Linked DNA regions of Mus musculus: region 2 is linked to region 1. A link is a loop called in an ENCODE intact Hi-C map of the cell type or tissue named here. Cell type or tissue: gastrocnemius. All regions are shown on one strand. Each heading gives the region's core, and the rest is flanking DNA. Links, peaks and the distances in the headings are about the cores only. Region 1 overlaps Itpkb (inositol 1,4,5-trisphosphate 3-kinase B). Region 2 overlaps Itpkb (inositol 1,4,5-trisphosphate 3-kinase B).

Region 1 (8,471 bases), core at 2,745-5,244:
CTCTGTTGCCTTTCCAGTCAGCCCTGATCCAAAGCAGAGTGCAGGGGGAAGCAGGTGTTGGCCACCACTGCCACAAGGTAGGCAACTGAAAAAGGCAAAGAAAACCCAGGCCGTGTGTGTCTTCCTGCCAGGCTTCCTATGCTCAAATCTCTGGAGCCCAGACATTTGCAAACACTGTCTGCTGAGCTGCCTGTACAACGTACATCTCACAACGGAGAGAACCAAAGTGCATAGTGGTCACAGGGCAGGGAGCACCCCTTGGGGAAGGGGAACTGTGCTTGGCCTGGTCCTACACTCCTCAGGCTGTGCCTCACCCAAGCCCACCAGGGTGTTCTGGACTCTGAGCTCGGGTTCCTGTCAGTCTGAGAAGGGCCATGCTCAGGAGGGGGCTGTTCCTGGTGTGAAAAGAACAATTCGGGTCAGAGTATTAAAACAGAGTGCCAGAGCCATCATTGGGAGCACAGGAGCATCTGCCAGAGGAGGAAGAAGTCTCAGGCATCCCAAGACAGGCAACTTTCACTCTAGGAAGTGATGCTCACCCAGCTCCCAGCAACCATCACACTCTCCCCTGCGTGTGTACGTGAACCCACCCCACACCTGCACACAGCTAAACGCACACACGCAAACACACAAACATATGTAAACAACCCCAGGCACACATACACAGAGCAGCATGCATACATATGTCCGTGCACGCATAGCTATAGCACATGCACACGACCACAGCACATGTAGAACAGGATGCCATCGTGTGACTTCTTCTGGGGTGGAAGTGAGTAAAGGTATATGTTCTCCAGACAGGGAGCCACTGACAGACCAAAGCAACGATGCCATCCAGGCTGCTAGTGGGTTTATTAGGCTTACCTGCGGGACCATGGGTGACTGAGAAGTCTCACTTCAGCACAGGAAGATGACAACTTCAGCAACCCTGCATCCCTGGGGTCTCATCTTCAGCTAACTTCGCACCTCCCATATATGCTCTAGCACCTCCTGAACGGTATGTGGCAGTGTAGTGTGATGGAGTGGGAACTAAAACCCTCCATGAGCCTGGGGACTCTCCCTCCCCTCCTTTTACCAGTGAGTGTTAACAGCCCCATCACCACCACCATCACCACCACCATCACCACCACCATCATCATCACCACTACTAACCATTCTGTTACTGCTACGGCCACAGGTCACAGACCAAGCCTGTGCAGGTTCACCACAGCATTCTGTGGGTTCATGCCATACCCAAAGAAAATGTTATCTATAACATATATACAAAATACATTCCATGAATACATGAACATGAACACACACACACACACATATATATATGTGTGTGTGTGTGTGTATATATATATATATATATCCTCACAGACACATACAAATGACACATACTATACATATATAGACGTATATATATAAACATATACCCATATCCACCCATACATACACAAATATATACAACACATGTATACATATAGATACATATATCCATATCTGCCTCATGTATTTATAAACTGCACGCGCGCACACACAAGTGTATAATCGGCGACTCATACACGTAGAGGCTCTGGTAAGACCCAGAGCTGAGCAGGCCCTGGACCCAGCCAGCTCTTTGGAGGCACTCCCGCCTCTGTCCTGTCCCTGCCCCCATCTCCAGACTGACTGCTTTTGTCTGGTGAGTGGGCGCCAGAGCCCAACCCACCCCACACTTAATGCCCACTTCATGGTTCAGAAACTGAGTGGAATCAGGTTTGGAGAACATGCTGCAGGAGGAGGGAAGCAGCAATCAACTGCTATTTTTATCTGGCATACTGAGACCTCCATGCCCCTCTGTCAGGAGTGACAAGGACTTCACCCTGGTCATAGGTTTCCGGTCCCATCCCATTTTAGATCCATGGCAGCCAGCTTCCTGTCTCCTCACCCCGGGACTTGGGGGCAGAGCTGTGGCCTCAGGGAGTGTCTAGCAAGGAGAGAGAATGTGTCTCAGTGGCTGCCGTGGCCTGCCTTCTGAGACCCAGCACCGTAAAGCTATAATTTAAGGTTAAGGGGGATGTCACTCCCAGGACTCTGGGCTTAGGCTGAAGGATGCATCCTGGTGTTGAGTACTAGCGCCCTGAACCTACCTCATCCAATGACCTACCACCCACAGGCTGTATCCCCACACACACGCCAACAAACACCCCCACAGTTCATTTTAACTCTCAAATATTTCTAGTTCTTCTGGGCACATAGTAGGGCTCCACGCCCTGGCTCCTCAGTTTGGTGACGACATGAGACTTGTCCTGCTGTCTGAATGTGAGCAGAAGTGTTGTGTGTCACATCTCTGGGCTGCAGCCTCACAACTCTGCAGGTCATCTGCCTAGCTAGTTCCCTCCGTCGTAGCAATGGGCGTTGGCAGCCCAAGCCTAGGCAAGGGTGAGAGGTAGTGGAGCCGTACTTGGATCAGGTGTGTAGAAAGGAAGAAAGGTTCGTTGCGTTCAGCTGTTTGATGGGAAGTTGCTCGTTACTGCCCCACATTTAGCTCATCCTGTTCCTGAGTAAGGATCACATGGCCAAGAGAAGAACGGGAGAAAGCAAGGGGGTACAGAGCAAACGACCTGTCGCACACCCCACGCAAGCCTGCCTCCATTTCTTATGTCTGTGACATTTTCCTGCGTGACCAGGTTAATGCCTTCAAGTTTCAGATCCATCAACACCATCTCTGAGAATATTTCTCTTGTGGCCTTAGATAGTATTGATTGGCATCTGCCTTCTGTTTCCACCCAAAATCTATACATAGCTCTACAAACACACTTAGGGCATGTGTGCTCCTTCTCTGGGAGAACTAGACAAAGCAACAGTTACAGGAGGGAGCTTTACAATCGTGTCTCCCGATGAGGAGCAATAGCTCTACAGATACCCAGAAACATCCAAGCCCCTTGTGGTAGTGACAAGGTCTCACAGTGCTGCCCATGCTGCTCATGGGCTCAGACAGTCCCCCTGCTTCAGCCTCCTGGGTTGCCTGGATGACAGGTGAGTGCCACGGTACCTAACCACCAGGAACGTTTTGGTTGACAAAATGTTCTCCATCAAGAGTGCTGCTAAACATCCTACAGTGTCCCCTACAACAACTGTTCCCAAATGCCAATAGTGCCAAGGTTGAGACACTCAGTTCTAGAGCAAGGCTGTCTGAGGCCACCTCCTGACTTGTGTTGCTGCAGTTTTAAGCATGTCACTTTAACTTCTCAGGCACTACTTGACACATGACAGATGCATAATAGGCGTCAAGTACTGTACTGTGCTCTCTGACCCTGGCATGGACGTTCCTGTGTAACTATCCCCAACTGCCTGTATGCATTAAGTCTGGGCTTGTGTAGCTCACGTGTTAGCTCACCTCCTTCACCACCTCCTGAAAGCTAGTTTACTATAACAAGTAGATAAAACTCTGTCAGGGGAGGGAGGGAGGGAGGGAGGGAGGGAGAGAGAGAGAGAGAGAGAGAGAGAGAGAGAGAGAGAGACAGAGAGAGACAGAGAGAGAGAGACAGAGAGAGAGAGACAGAGAGAGAGACAGAGACAGACAGAGACAGACAGAGACAGACAGAGACAGAGAGAATGCATAATCTCCACTTTTGGTTCATTCCTTACTTTAGTTCTGTGCAGAGAACTCCAACCCTGAGCAAGAATGGTTTTAAAACCCAGAAGAGAGGGCTCTGCACGGCTCAGTTGGTAGAGTGCTGGTCTGGCACACACAGGAATCCCCAGGGACAGCAGAAGATAAACACGCTCGCCCATCTAGAAGAATTCAAGTTCAGGGCACATAACAAGGCCATCTAGAGGAAGGGATTTGAGCCAGGGTTTTTGCTGATAACCAACTGAGGTCTTAGGGCTAAAACTCAGCACAAGCATAGAATTTTAATTTGAATCCCAAATAAAGCAAGAGATTTTTTTTTTAATTAAAAAAAAATCAATTAAGCAACTTCAAACCAGCCCCAGTTTCTCCAAATGTATCAAACCAGAAAAACACTCAAAGCAAACCATCATTTGTTTTAGTTATGCATTTGGGCTTGGACCCCTTCCCTCCCCTGCCCCTCCCCCATTGACCTTGACCACCACAATGAGCTGAGGAATTCTCTTGGGCCTTTGGGACAACATGGATGGGCAGTGGGTGACTTTCCGAGACTTCCTCCTTCTAAAGCTTCGAGGATACTTAGGAGAATTGGCTGCTCATTTCCCAGAACCCCTTCAAGCCCACGTAGAAAACAATCCTCTTCTTGTGACCACTTAACACAAGCTCACCGGAGGCGATTTTCCAAATCCTAGACTAAGGCGCGGACGACGCATCTTTTCATTTCTCCGGACTCATCAGAATCTGGGCTGAGGTGCTTGCTTGCTTTCACACACTCAAAGCCCCACCAACACTACTAGCCAGACAGACAAAGACAGACAGACATGTTAAGCACACATGTGTGCCTCTCCCCTGCTTCCCGATGCAGGCAAGCCCCTCCGCTGGTGTCTGGGCTGGCAGAGCCCTAAGAATAAGGAGAAATCTTGAAATCCGCAGCTGCGCGTTTTCATGACGTTAAAACAAGAAAGGAGAAGCCTTTCAAGAGCCTTCCATACAACTAAATCACAAAGCGGAATCCAAAGAGTTGGGGGTTGGGGTGGGGGTTGTTTTATTGGCCTAGGTGATAGAGACCCAAAGGGAGAACCATTGACAGAAATGGGCTTCGCCCAGAGCTGGGCCTGAGCTTTGAAGGCACTCAATCTGTCAGAGGAAGGGAAATGGTTGTAGAAAAGGACCCACATATACAACATGTGGAAGCAGAATGGTTTGGGGTGTGTGCATACCCACACACGCACGGGGACACACACACACACACACAGAGAGAGACACACACAGACACAGACAGACACAGACAGACACAGACACACACACAGACACACACAGACACACACACAGACACAGACAGACACAGACACAGACACAGACACAGACACAGACACAGACACAGACACAGACACAGACACAGACACAGACACAGACACAGACACAGACACAGACACACATGGGGATTCTGCTCTGGATCCTGTCTCTCCTTTGCTGTCTTTCTGGGGGTTGGGGTGGGGGTTGTTTTGTTTTTCCAGAGACCCAGAAGGAACCCAAGACAATGGCGTCTGTGAGGAGACAATTCAGCATCTGCTTCTTTGTTTGTTTTTATTTTCAAGCCCAACGGCCCACAGACAACTTTCCTTAAATATAACACCTGAGTCAGTCTGGGAGGGGTCCCATGGAGACAGGGTGGGACAGGACGGATTCCTGGGCCGGACTGCCACCCTGGCTGCCTGCGCATTCCAGCCACCACCGAGGGTGCCTACCAATCAGCAGCGTTCTATTTCGGAATAGACAGTTGTAAGAGCAGAAAGGCACCCTCACCTACATCCCTGTGAGGCAGAACTCCAAGCCCCCGGCTTCACCGCCCCATTTCCACAGCATTTCTGTGCATTCCCCCCTCAGTGCTAGAGACAAAGCCCAAGGCCTCACACACACTAGACAAGCACTTGACGACTGTGCTAAATCCCTCATCCGGCATTTTTATTTTTAAAACCCAGATCACTCAATAGAAGGATGCAGTCAGAACATAAACCAGTATTTACCACTGTGAGCCGTTAGGTGTAAACAAATTAAAAGCACATTAATAGGCTATGCGTGTGGTAGCTCAGGGGCAGAGCACCTGCCTGGCATGCATGGGTCCTAACTTCAATCCCCCCCCACCCCCGACATCCCTAAATAGATAAATGTTTACAAACAAAAAGGTGGCCTTTATCCCTGATTGTCTGGATGGCTAAAATTTTTAAAAGTGACAATGCCCAGTGCTGGCAAGGATGTGGAGACACACTGTCACCCCCATTGTTGAGAGAGTGTAGAGTGAGATGCCATTCTGGAAGGCAGTCTGGAAGTTTCCTTTAACTAAGTAGATAAGCCTAAAGAATAAGAAATTATTTTAAAAGAAACCAAACCTAAGTAAAACACATCTCCCATGCGTAGAGTCCAGCAACTGCACTTCAGGGTAGTTACTGTGGAGGAATGGGTTCATGCTTACACAAAAGCATGAATACAGACATTCACAGCAGCTCTGTTAGAAATAGCCCAACCCTGGGCTACACACAGATGTCCCTCTCCTAAAACCTCAGAGGAATCGAGGTAGAACTTGAGTAACTTCAAACTCAGGAATCCCGAGAGGCTGCCACCACCCCACCCAGGTGGGGTGACACATGCCAGGTCACCCACAGTCCCAAATGGACTTTCCAATGCTCACCCAGGCAACTGCTATGCCCCTTTGTCTGTAAGAAGTCACAGTGTCCCTGCAGGTCACACCTCAGTGCTAACTTCTCTTGCTAGTAAGGAACCCTGAGGCAATCAGAGATCCTAGGCCTCTCTACCGCCACCACCTAAGTGAGAATAATATCCTTATTGAGGTGTGGTTCCTAGGCAAGAAATCCGCCTGCCTCTGCCTCCCAAGTGCTGGGATTAAAGGCTTGCGCCATCACAGGCCGGCTGGCAAGTAACTATCTTGATGGCCTTCAATTCCAATTGGATACCTAATGCGTTACCAGTCCCCAGCAGTGTTTACCCCATTCGCAGATGGCTCAGTGGTAGCACTGACCGTTCTTCCAGAGGTCCTGAGTTTAATTCTCAGCAACCTCACAGTGGCTCACAACTATCTGTAATGGGATCCTATGCTAAATAATTCTGAGAGAGAAAGAGAGAGAGAGAGAGAGAGAGGGAGAGAGAGAGAGAGAGATCAATTTGCAAGGGTTACCTTGCTCCAGAATGTCTGGCTGCTGCATTTAACACACACACACACACACACACACACACACACACACAAGTGCTTCTTGAGGACATATCTACCATCCTCTCTCTTTGCAGCAAGCAGAGTCCCTGAGGGTGGGGCTACAGAATGATTATCTGGAGATGCCACTGTCATCCACTCAGGGCCTGGTTCTGTCTGAGCATCTGTTTAGGGCAGTTTCCCTAGGTCCCCTTTGCTATAGTTGCATCCACTGAGTCCATATTATTAAACAAAGACACATTCATCTGGGAGGAAAAGTCTTCTGTGTTCCACCTCCAGGAGCAGAAAGCTGATCCTGAGCCTGACTCGAATGCTGCTGGGAGCAGCCGTGAACACACGCTGTTCTTCCTTAGATATAGTATTACCTAAGCAACAATCAGCTCCGCTCTCTGAGCCATCTCCCTGAACTCCAACCATGTCTCCCTGTATCCAACACATTTAACCCTAGGGAAATTATGATTCCCAGTGAGTTCCATAAGAAATGCAAGTCCAAGTTACTTCCACCCCATTTTTATGTGTCACAGGTGTGTGTGTGTGCACACACGTGTGTATGCGCGAATGTGCACAAGCACATATGCATGTGCAGGTCAGAGGACAGCCTTGGATATCATTCCTAGGTGCCATACTCCTTGTTGTTTGAGACAGGGTCTGTCACTTGGCTTGGTACCCACCGATGTGCTGGACTGGCTGACCAGCAACCCCCAGAGATCTACTGGGGGGTTTACCCTCCTCAGCACTGGGATTCCCAGCATGCATCACTACGCCTGGCTTCCCGAATGATCACTGGGGATCAAATTCCTTCCTCATAAGGCAACACCTCAGCACCTGAGTCATCTCCCCAGCCCACCATCCACTTTTAAACCTATATTTGGGGCTTACATTCCAAGGTCACACTGAACTATTTCCAAAACCAGTGTCACATGTTCCCAAATTACAGTCAAAAGAGTGGTCTCCAGCAACCCACCACACGGTCCATTCAGGGCACTGCCCCCTCAAGCTAACCCGTGAGTCCTTAGGGCTCACCGTCATCACCTACGTTCCAGAAGTCCTTCCTGCCATCCCAAAGCCCCTTGGTCTTTGAGGTCAACCGTAACAGACCAGGAGATCAGGCTCGGACAGCAGCAAGAATGTTTCTCCTTCAAGGCTGTAGATGAGCCCAGGGCTTCCAACTTGCTAGGCAAGCACTTTGCTATTGAACCACACTCCAGTGCCAGCCTTACAAGAGTAACTGCGGGAGGCGAGGCAGGAGATGGCTGCTTAGAGAGAGATCTGACTGTTAATGAAGTGTGCAATACCACAGGGTAAACAATATCCCAGATGCTGCTCCAGAAGGCTCTCACTTGAAATTAAAACTAATCACCTGCCTGTAATGCTAACAAGCTCTTTTATGGTCTCCTTCCTCCAGGACATCAGCCCGCCCCCCATCCTGTCCATGACAGAAGGAGTGTGGAGAGGGCATAGATGTACACGCCAGCTAGGCCTGAGATGCACAGCAACCAAACAATGAGCTCAGTACCTCCAACAGACGGGGCCCTGGAGACCTTCACAAGGTTCTCTTGACCTCCTACGAGTTAGCATCCCAGGTGCCTGTCTCACATCTCCACCATCCTCGACCATGGCTGATAGCAAAGAGCAGCCCCAGAACTT
Region 2 (8,471 bases), core at 3,076-5,575, 65 kb before region 1:
CAGGGAGGGGCAGGGTTGTGTGTGTGTGTGTGTGGGGGGGGGATAGACCTGACAGGGCCAGAAGGGAGGGGAGCAGTGCCTGGAGGACATCGGGGTTAGGGGGAGACGTGGCTGGGGTGCCCAGGTATTTAAGAGGCAAAGGAAGGCTTGAGGCTGTAATGATCCTGAGAGGCGCTTAGATCAGCGATTTCACTTCCTATTGGGACTAGGGGTGATGGGGAGGGGTGTCAGTCAAGCAGGCAGTGTGTGTCTGTGGGGCTGAGGGCGCAGTACCCTACCTCGTGGCACTTGAAGAAGGGAGAGATTTCCAGGGTCGCTCGAATGGCCTTCAGCCGGTCCCGGTAGGCGATCTGAAGGCAGAGATGGTCAGAGATTCACACACTCTGTGTGTGTGGAGGGGAGGGGCGGTGCGTCAGGTCTATTTAGTTCGTTGGACTCTTGGAATTACAGCTAGCAGTGACCTTGAACCAATTTTACTCCGACTTCTTCATCTACCCCAGCTGAGCTCAGTTATACCTTTTCCAGAGGACTGTGGCCGCTCATCCTCTCGCAGTGCTGGCCCGTGCCAGCATGCCAGCCAGCCAGCTGAGGCAGAGGCCAGAACTGGTTGCTATGGTAACTTCCTGACCACTGAGTGCTGTGCTCCTGACTAAAGACAGGGTAGTGGAAAAGCTACAGTGCCTCTACAAGAGTCCCCTCCACGGAGCCTTACAGATCCTCCTTTGTTGGCAATGAGATACCTGATCATCCCCAGGGGCCAGCTCTGTGAGTCCCATCACCCAGAACTCAGTGCCACTAGGGAAGTTTATATCACACAGGGTCCTTCAATGATGATTTGAATATCAGAGGCACAGCCAGGCAGGGCTAGTCAGCCTTGTCCCGGAGTCCCTAGCAACAGCTGGAAATGCAGTCAGTGGCCTGACTCAGAGGATCTGAAATGATCCGGAAAGGTTCCCCGGAACTAGAGGACTGCACTGCAGACCTACTGTGTGCATTCCAGCCTTATAGGTCTGGGCCTGGAGGCATCAGGAGGGGCAGGGGGCCTGTGTCAGGCCAACTTAGGTGGGAATCCCAGCTCAGCCTTTTCCTGCCTATGCATCCTTGATCTCTCTCAAGTCTTTGATCTGTCAAGTGGAGACAGAAGGTCTGCTTGCTTGTCTGTACAACACCCAGCCAGCAGCAGGTGCTCACGGACTCCTGCTATCACTGTTCCCTGACATGGAAGGGCACTGTGCTGGGGCAGAGGGACTGAAGGCGTCACTCACCAAGATGTTCTGGTTTCCCTTAGTGAATTCTCTGAAAGCCTCGGTGACCTGCTCCCTTGTTTTGGTCTTCTTGAAGTCACGGTTCACAGAGCCATCTTCCTTCTGAGGAGGGAGTCACCCACGGGGGTCAGCAGAGGGCCCATGGGACAGACCCTCTTGCTGCTCTGTGGAGGTGGTCAGGTGCCCAGGGACGGTAAAGCAAGCCAGGTGTAACCAGGTGATTGTCACCTGGTCCAGGAGAGCCCGTCCCAGACCCCAGCTGAGGGGTGTACACAGTGGCTCCAGATCCCCGGCCACACACCACTTTAGGAAGTCTTGGTGGTGTGAGGGGTATCCGAGACAACAATGGGGCAGGACCTTGCTCTACGTAAGGGCAGCAAGGGCCCCAAGGTATGGCCAGCTTCACGTCCTGCTCAGAAGCTTGTCTTGGGCCCGTGACTCACAGTGTGTCTCATTAATGTGGTAGCAGCCATCTGAATGATCAGGCTAACAGTCAGCCTGTCATAGGCTTGTGGTCAAGTGATGGTCATTTAATAGTGGCCCAAAGCACGAGAGCAACAATGCTGGCAATTTTTATGATATGGTAAACAGAAGCTGTAAAGTGTCTCCTTGAAGGAAAAAGGCAAAAAAATAAGTGTGTGTGTGTGTGTGTGTGTGTGTGTGTGTGTGTGTGTGTGTGTGATATGTGTGTGTAGTATGTATATGTGTGGTATGTTTGGTATGTATTTGCATGGGGGGTTATGTAAGTGTGTACATGCATATATACATCTATGTATATATGTGCACATGTTCCTATTGGTGCTCTACATTCCAGACATTTGGTCTGGGTCTTGTCATGCACTACAGACCAGGGGACTGCTATAGGTTTTCCCCAGAGCCAAGGTTTAAGCCCACATCACTGTATCTCTACTCCACAAACCACCATCTCCATGCTCAGAGCCCAGTGCTTCCTCTCTTCAGGCTGACCTAGGAGACAGCTGTAACATCAGGAAGGCTGGCTGCAGAAGAGCCGCAGGTCTGAGGGAATGGCACCTCAGGGAAGCCCTTCTCATAGGCCCTTTCTGTTAGTTGAGGCAAAGGAGGGCAGGTGAGGGTGTGTCCAGTCAGCCTCTCTAGGCCAGTGGATGCTGTTGGCTGTATGGTGCAGAGACCAGAGACTGGGAGCATGTCGTGCCTGGGTGAGAGATGCCAGGACATGCAGTTCAGATAGACAAGGGATGGAGAGCATGCATGTATATAATTTGAATCCAGCCTGAGAGCTGAATATTGCCAGGAGGGAAGGCTGGTTTTTGAAGACAAGGAGGACAAGTGGCTTTCTTAGTCCCCAGCTCTAGAAGCCCGTGAGACACTGGTGATCACATCTACACACTGTGTGAGAGATGACTACCAGAGCTTCCCCTTACTTCAGCTACCCAACCCAACTCCATGCTGGAGAGCAGGCCAGGCAGACCAAGCCTGGGCAACAAAAGGAAGGAGCAGGGCCCCTGAGTGACTGCCACCTTCCCTGAAGGAATGACCACCTGAGACGATGAGAACCGTGTATCCCCTTTCTCTGTTCCTAGCTGCGTCTTGCAATTCTAGTAGCTAGGGACCTGGACTGGAACAAAGGGACAAGGACAGTCTTCTGAGGTCTTCCTCAGGGTATCCAAGAGGAAAGGATGAAGGATGAGGCTCCCAAGGTGATCCCAGGCCGCTACACGCTCCCCTTACCTGCACCTCACTAGCATGAGTCAACATTTTCCCTGTGGCAAGTCTATAAGCTGGCTTCTCTTCAGGGCCTCTGTACAGCTGTACAAACAAGCCACCCCAGCCCCCAGGTCTGATGGCCTGCTACAGCCAGACCACCAGTACCCCAGGCTGCCGAATGGGCCAACACCCCTGAGGCTGGCTGTCCATACTTAGGCCTGTAGGGCGAGGCTTATAGATTCCAGTCTCCCAAGGCCTTCATCACTGAGAACCACGGGACCTCAGCAGCCTCAGGCAATGCCTTACAAATCTCACCTTGATGCCTTCGATCCTGAAGCCTAGGGTGGCTGTCGAACTGATGGTTTCCCGCCACTGCATGTAACGTGGCTTGGTCACAGCTCGCTGGGCTTTCTCCTCTTCAGTGGGGGCCTCAGGGTCCACCTCGACCATCTTCTGGTACATGTCCTTCCGCAAGCTAGGCTTCTTCCGGGCCTTGGTGAGTTCTTCCTCCAGGTATGTCCTGTATGGGAGGTGAAGGACATGAGTCCAGGATTGGGCCACAACTCCCTGGAGTCACGTCTGATGGATGAAGGCCCTGAGTTGGCTGTGCTTTGACTCAGGACAGTGCACAATAGAGTGACATCTAGGATGGGATGAATTCATTAGGAAAGCCATGTACCACCCAGGCCCAGAGCACCTTGATGCTGGATGACTATGAAGGCCTGATAAACTCAGAACTGCCCACAAGGAAGCTTTTCTAGGGTCAGCAAGAGAAGAAAGATGGCGGGACAGTGGTCAGTTTGTGGAAGAGAGACAGAGGGCAGGGTTCCCCTTGGAACTCTGTTGTACCCTGGCAGCCTGGAGAGCATATTCTGTCCTTCCAGTCTGTCTCCCTGTCCTCATGCAGCATGACGCAGGGCTGCATCTCTGGCTTTTTGCAACAAGGTTCTTGGAAGCACCAAGGTCAGAATAAAAGTGGGCTCTGTAGCCCAGTAATGTTTCAGAGATTAGACTGGCACTCTTACGGTCTCCACCATAACAGGTCACAGAGCCTCTGATCCCAGGAAGACTAAAGCATGTCCATCCCCCCCCCCCCCCCTTTGCACAGTAGAATCTGCAGGCTGACCAGGTGAGGGCACTAAGCCCTTAGGAGAGGTGACAGGCAGAGACAAGCCAGGCTCAGAGCAGCTGGGGGTGGAGTCATTGGCCCAGAACTCTGGGGACCAATTCTGGTCCTAACACTAGCCTCCAACTCCCCTCTGAAAACTCCCACCACCTCCTCCAACTGGAAATGACTCACCCTAGCCTTTCTCCCCTACAAGAGCTCTTCCACCCAAGTGCAAGCTGACCAGGGCCCTCATGAGGCAGCAGTCAGCAGTTCGCTGCAGGATGGGGAAGTGGGCCCCCTGTGGCCTGCGTGGGTGTAAGCTGCCCTCAGAGCACCCTCCCTTCTCTCCTGTCCACTCTTCTCCCCTTCCCCCACAAGTCATCTCTCCACCACAATCTTCCATTCTGCCATTCTGGGTCTCATAACAGACAGAACACAAATCTCCATCTTACAAAGGAGACAATTTCAGAAACCTGTACCCACTGGTATTACACTGAAAGGAAACTCCGAATTACCTGGGGTCTGTGTGTATAAACATGTCTTGGTTGTTTAGGAAGGCCATAAGGGGAGGGTGCATTAGCTTCTGGTTGGGTGCTTGTACACACACACATTCCGTGCACTCATGCACACAGCACACCACACTGTGCATTCAGATACCAAGTTGTCAGTCGACCCATGTGCCATGGGGGAGAGGGGGAGGAATTCATTCCTAACACGCATAAGGGTGCAAAACAGGTCTGCAAAGCAGGCTAACTTCTACAAAGAGTTCTCAGTAGCTCCTTAAACAGGAAGTGGACACCAACACCACAGCTCTGATCCCATGGACCCTTCTTCAAAGGGGGTCCCCACAGCTCCAGCTAGACAGAGTCGCTTGTTCCTCTGGCACAGAATGGGGCTTGGAAGAGATGTTCTCAATGGATACTAGCTAGGAAACAGGTCTATTATAGGAACCAGTGAAACTTGTTACTGCAGAGGGAAGCCCGGGATCCTCTTATAGGGGGAGGGAGACCTGCGCATCAACTTCTGGAGCACAGAGAATTAACTTGGGGTAGCAGAGAGGTGCTCCCATGGCTGGACTCTGGGGGAGAGGCTGACTCAAACAAAGAAAGGGAGGCGGTGAGTCCATGCAAGGCCAACAGGTGTCAGGTCAGGGCCAGAGCAGCTTCCCCAGGGGCTGGGGGCTGGAAACCAGCTCTAGGTCTGGATGACAGAAGATACACTCACATCCAGTGGGAAGTTGTAAGCCCGAGGGTGCAGTGTGAGCACCACTCTCCTGGAGGCAGGTTCCAGGTCCTAGAAACACCCTGATTTAAGATGCGTCCAGGTCTCCGTGCCTTCCCTCAGGACCCATACACACCATGGCTAAGGCTGGCTCTGCTGACGAGCCTTCTCACCATTTTTGTAAGCCTCTGCCTCATTCATGCCCTGACTTGGTGTTTGACAAGGATCCGTGTCCTAGCCTCTTTCCACGGCAGGGACAGCCATGACCTACTTATCTTGGTGCAGGCACAGAGGGCTATGTTTCTGTGCTACTGTATTTGGCGTCTCCATGGAGGGCAGGCCACGGTTGAGGTCCTGGTGTGCAGTGCAGAGGCCTGGGTACATTGTACTATGTTGCTACGTGGGAAGGCATCCCTGGAGACTCCCGCTCAAATGGTAGCACAGGCTACCCTTGTGGTGTGGCTGGCCCTGGGACACACAGGGACAATACAGTTGAAGCATGTAGTAGAAGTACTCAGAGTTAAGGAGGCCCTTAGGGACTGTGTGTGGGGAAATAAGGGCTGTGAGTGATGCTTTTGGGGTGGTCTCCTCTTCCCTAACTCCACCAGGGATGGGGTTACTTAAGCCCTCTTGGATAGGAGAGCTCTGAGGTACAAAGAGAGAAAAGGTATTAAGCTAGAAGAGAGGGGAGTGGGTGCCCCATTCCTGCATCTTTCTAGGGAGCACACAAGGCTGGAGGCAAGGCAGAGCTGACTTTGTGTAATTGCACTGGTCTGGGCACCTGCAAGAATGCCTAGTGGGGCTATGCTTGTGCCCACCTCCTTCTCCTGCAGGCAGACTGAGTCCCCGTCTTCCTAATGTTGGGAGGAAGGGCAGGGCCTCTGCTTGAGTGGGCATATTCTAGTGCATTGTGGAAAGAATTTTCTAGAGACAAAAATAAGATATCCAGAGATCCAAGGCTGTATGGTAGTTACAGGGACATTCTGCTTTCTCCCTGGGAGCCAAGACATCCAGGGCCTTGGAACTAGGAGGAGGTGGCGAGTGGTGGAGAGGAGCCAATAGCAGGCCCTGTATTGCTCCATGACCCCATCCATCCCTACTCTCGGGATAAGAGCAAGGGGACTGGTCTTGGCCAGTTGCCAGGGGCTGATATGGACACAGAACTCCTAGGAGGGATGAGAAGGAAAGAAGGAAGATGATTGGTGTAATCCGAGTACACTGGGCTCTCCCTTCCTCCTTGCCATCTTCATATAAAAGACACTATATGCGAGGGACAGGGGAGATAGCTCAGTTGGTAAAGTGCTTGGCACAGACTTGAGGACCACACTATCATAGAACATGGTGGTGTGTGCCTGTCCTCCGAGCACTAGGCGGGTGGAGACCTGAGGCTGCATGGCCACCCAGCCCCCTAATCAGAGAAGCTGAGGTCTTAAAAAAAAGATTTATTTATTTCTACTTTATGTGCATTGGTGTTTTGCCTGCATGTATGTCTGTGTGAAGGTATCATATCCTCTGGAGCTGGAGTTACAGACAGTTGTGAGCCGCCACGTGAGTGCTGGGAATTGAACCTGGGTTCTCTGGAAGAACAGCTAGTGCTCTTAACCACCGAGCCATCTCTCCAGCCATGAATGATGTTTTAATAAAACAAGTTCGTCAGTTCCAGAGGAACTGAACAAACCTCTAGCCTCCACATGCACACGCATGCATAAAAACACACACTCATATGCACCTGCCCATGTGCTGAAGAAATAGCTCAGTCAGGCTATTCAAGTCAGATTTAGGCACCAGCTCTGAGCTCAGTCCACTGTCTAGTGTGCATGTCTGCAGCCAAAATTAGGTTCTCTGGGCTCGTCATGCCATGCTGGAAGCCTGAAAGGTGGACAGCCAAAAGGTAGGGATGGTGTCCACTTCTGCCTGAGGCTCTCTGGCCCTCCAGACTGTGGAGCTTAGCATAGGCTTGGAGCTCCTGGCAAGGTCTGGAATCACCTCAGGCCTATCTTCTACCTGCTGCAGGGGCCTCTGTAGCTCCACTCTTAGCTGTACCCTAGTGTCAGATCTGTTTTCTTTTCTTTTTTTTGAAACCAGCATATGCTACAAGCCAGTTCTGTGCTCCCTCTCTATTCCCCTGTACCAGGAGGTCATTGTCTTGCTTCCTCCCTGATGGCTATTCACCTCCCACCTGACTAGTGTGCATCTCCTCTGTCTGCTCCCCAACAGCCTCAGCATCCAGCCAGGGCTGCCTCGAGGAGAAGAGGCTCTTGGCAGAGTGGGGCCAGCTTCCAAGTGTCCTCTGTACAGCCAGGCAGGATGGGGGCGGGGCACACCTGCAAAAAGCCTGGCTCACCTGACACCCATCTTGCAGTCCATCACGCAGGGCGAATCGAAGTCAGCCAGCAGGTCGTCCATCTGGTTGTAGCGTTCCCCATCCTTCACCACGTCCCCATGGTAGGCTGGCACGAAGGGTCTCAGCACATCCGCCATTAACCGGTCCAGGCAGCGCTGCTCAGACTCACAGTGCTTCTTAAGGATGCGGCCATTTGCAGCTGCCTTGAAGCTCCCTGTGGAGTAAGTAGGAGAAGGACCTCTAGCCTCAGCGGAAGCCAGAGGCATCAGGGACCCCGTCACCTTGTAACAGTCCCTTAGAAGCTGCATCTGACACCACTCCCTCCTCCCAACCCCACCCCAGATGAGATGTTACAGCTATGGCTGACCTGAGGGTTGAGGTGTGGCCATTTGTAGACAAGCCCCTTAAGGCTTTGAGTTCTGGCCACTCATCCACTGACTACAACCCTGGTATAGTTCTATCCACCCCTCAGTATTATAACAAGCACCCCACCTCTACCTCTTAATGAAGCAGGTGTTGCTGAGTCTTAGGAAAAAAAGCCCAGTGCCACACAGGGCGCAGAGTGGGCTAAAAGAGTGTGTCCAATGCACAGGCCACCTGGGTAGTGCTCCTTCAGTTATTCCGTCAGGGAGTATTAAGAAAGGGTGTCTATCTACGTCTTGGTCTAAGTCTGTGTTGCCCTGTGAAGAACCTGCAGGTCGGTGAAGTCACAAGGACCAAATCTGGGGTGGCTATGGAGGTATTCCCAGAGGACAGTGCAAGAAAAAGGGCTTCATATGGTGGCTAGATGACCTTGCCAGCACCTTGGTGGCTATGGGGTGACTTGGTCACATCTCCCTCCAGTTCA

Evidence for each region. A loop is a pair of places that touch in the nucleus more often than their neighbours do. Peaks named below come from ENCODE experiments on the same cell type or tissue, not always from the same donor. Only the 100,000 strongest peaks of a DNase experiment are listed, where the experiment ranks them.
Region 2: a loop joins it to region 1, with 2.7 times the contacts of the local background. A loop is called at or near these places in 8 of 42 quality-filtered maps.

What each region holds. Positions count from the first base shown.
Region 1 is chr1:180,347,745-180,356,215 of GRCm38, reverse strand. All of the region lies in intron 2 of Itpkb (inositol 1,4,5-trisphosphate 3-kinase B), which reads right to left. Among named protein-coding and RNA genes, the nearest start is that of Itpkb, 22 kb to the right of the region's middle. In gastrocnemius, for the core only: no CTCF peak of the experiment used is centred there; no DNase peak of the experiment used is centred there; H3K4me3 peaks cover 61 bases; H3K27ac peaks cover 1,039 bases.
Region 2 is chr1:180,413,154-180,421,624 of GRCm38, reverse strand. Itpkb (inositol 1,4,5-trisphosphate 3-kinase B) reads right to left here. Exons shown (of 8, transcript NM_001081175.1): 4 at 7,625-7,838; 5 at 3,267-3,471; 6 at 1,266-1,367; 7 at 279-350. Among named protein-coding and RNA genes, the nearest start is that of Gm39712, 9.0 kb to the right of the region's middle. In gastrocnemius, for the core only: no CTCF peak of the experiment used is centred there; no DNase peak of the experiment used is centred there; H3K27ac peaks cover 941 bases.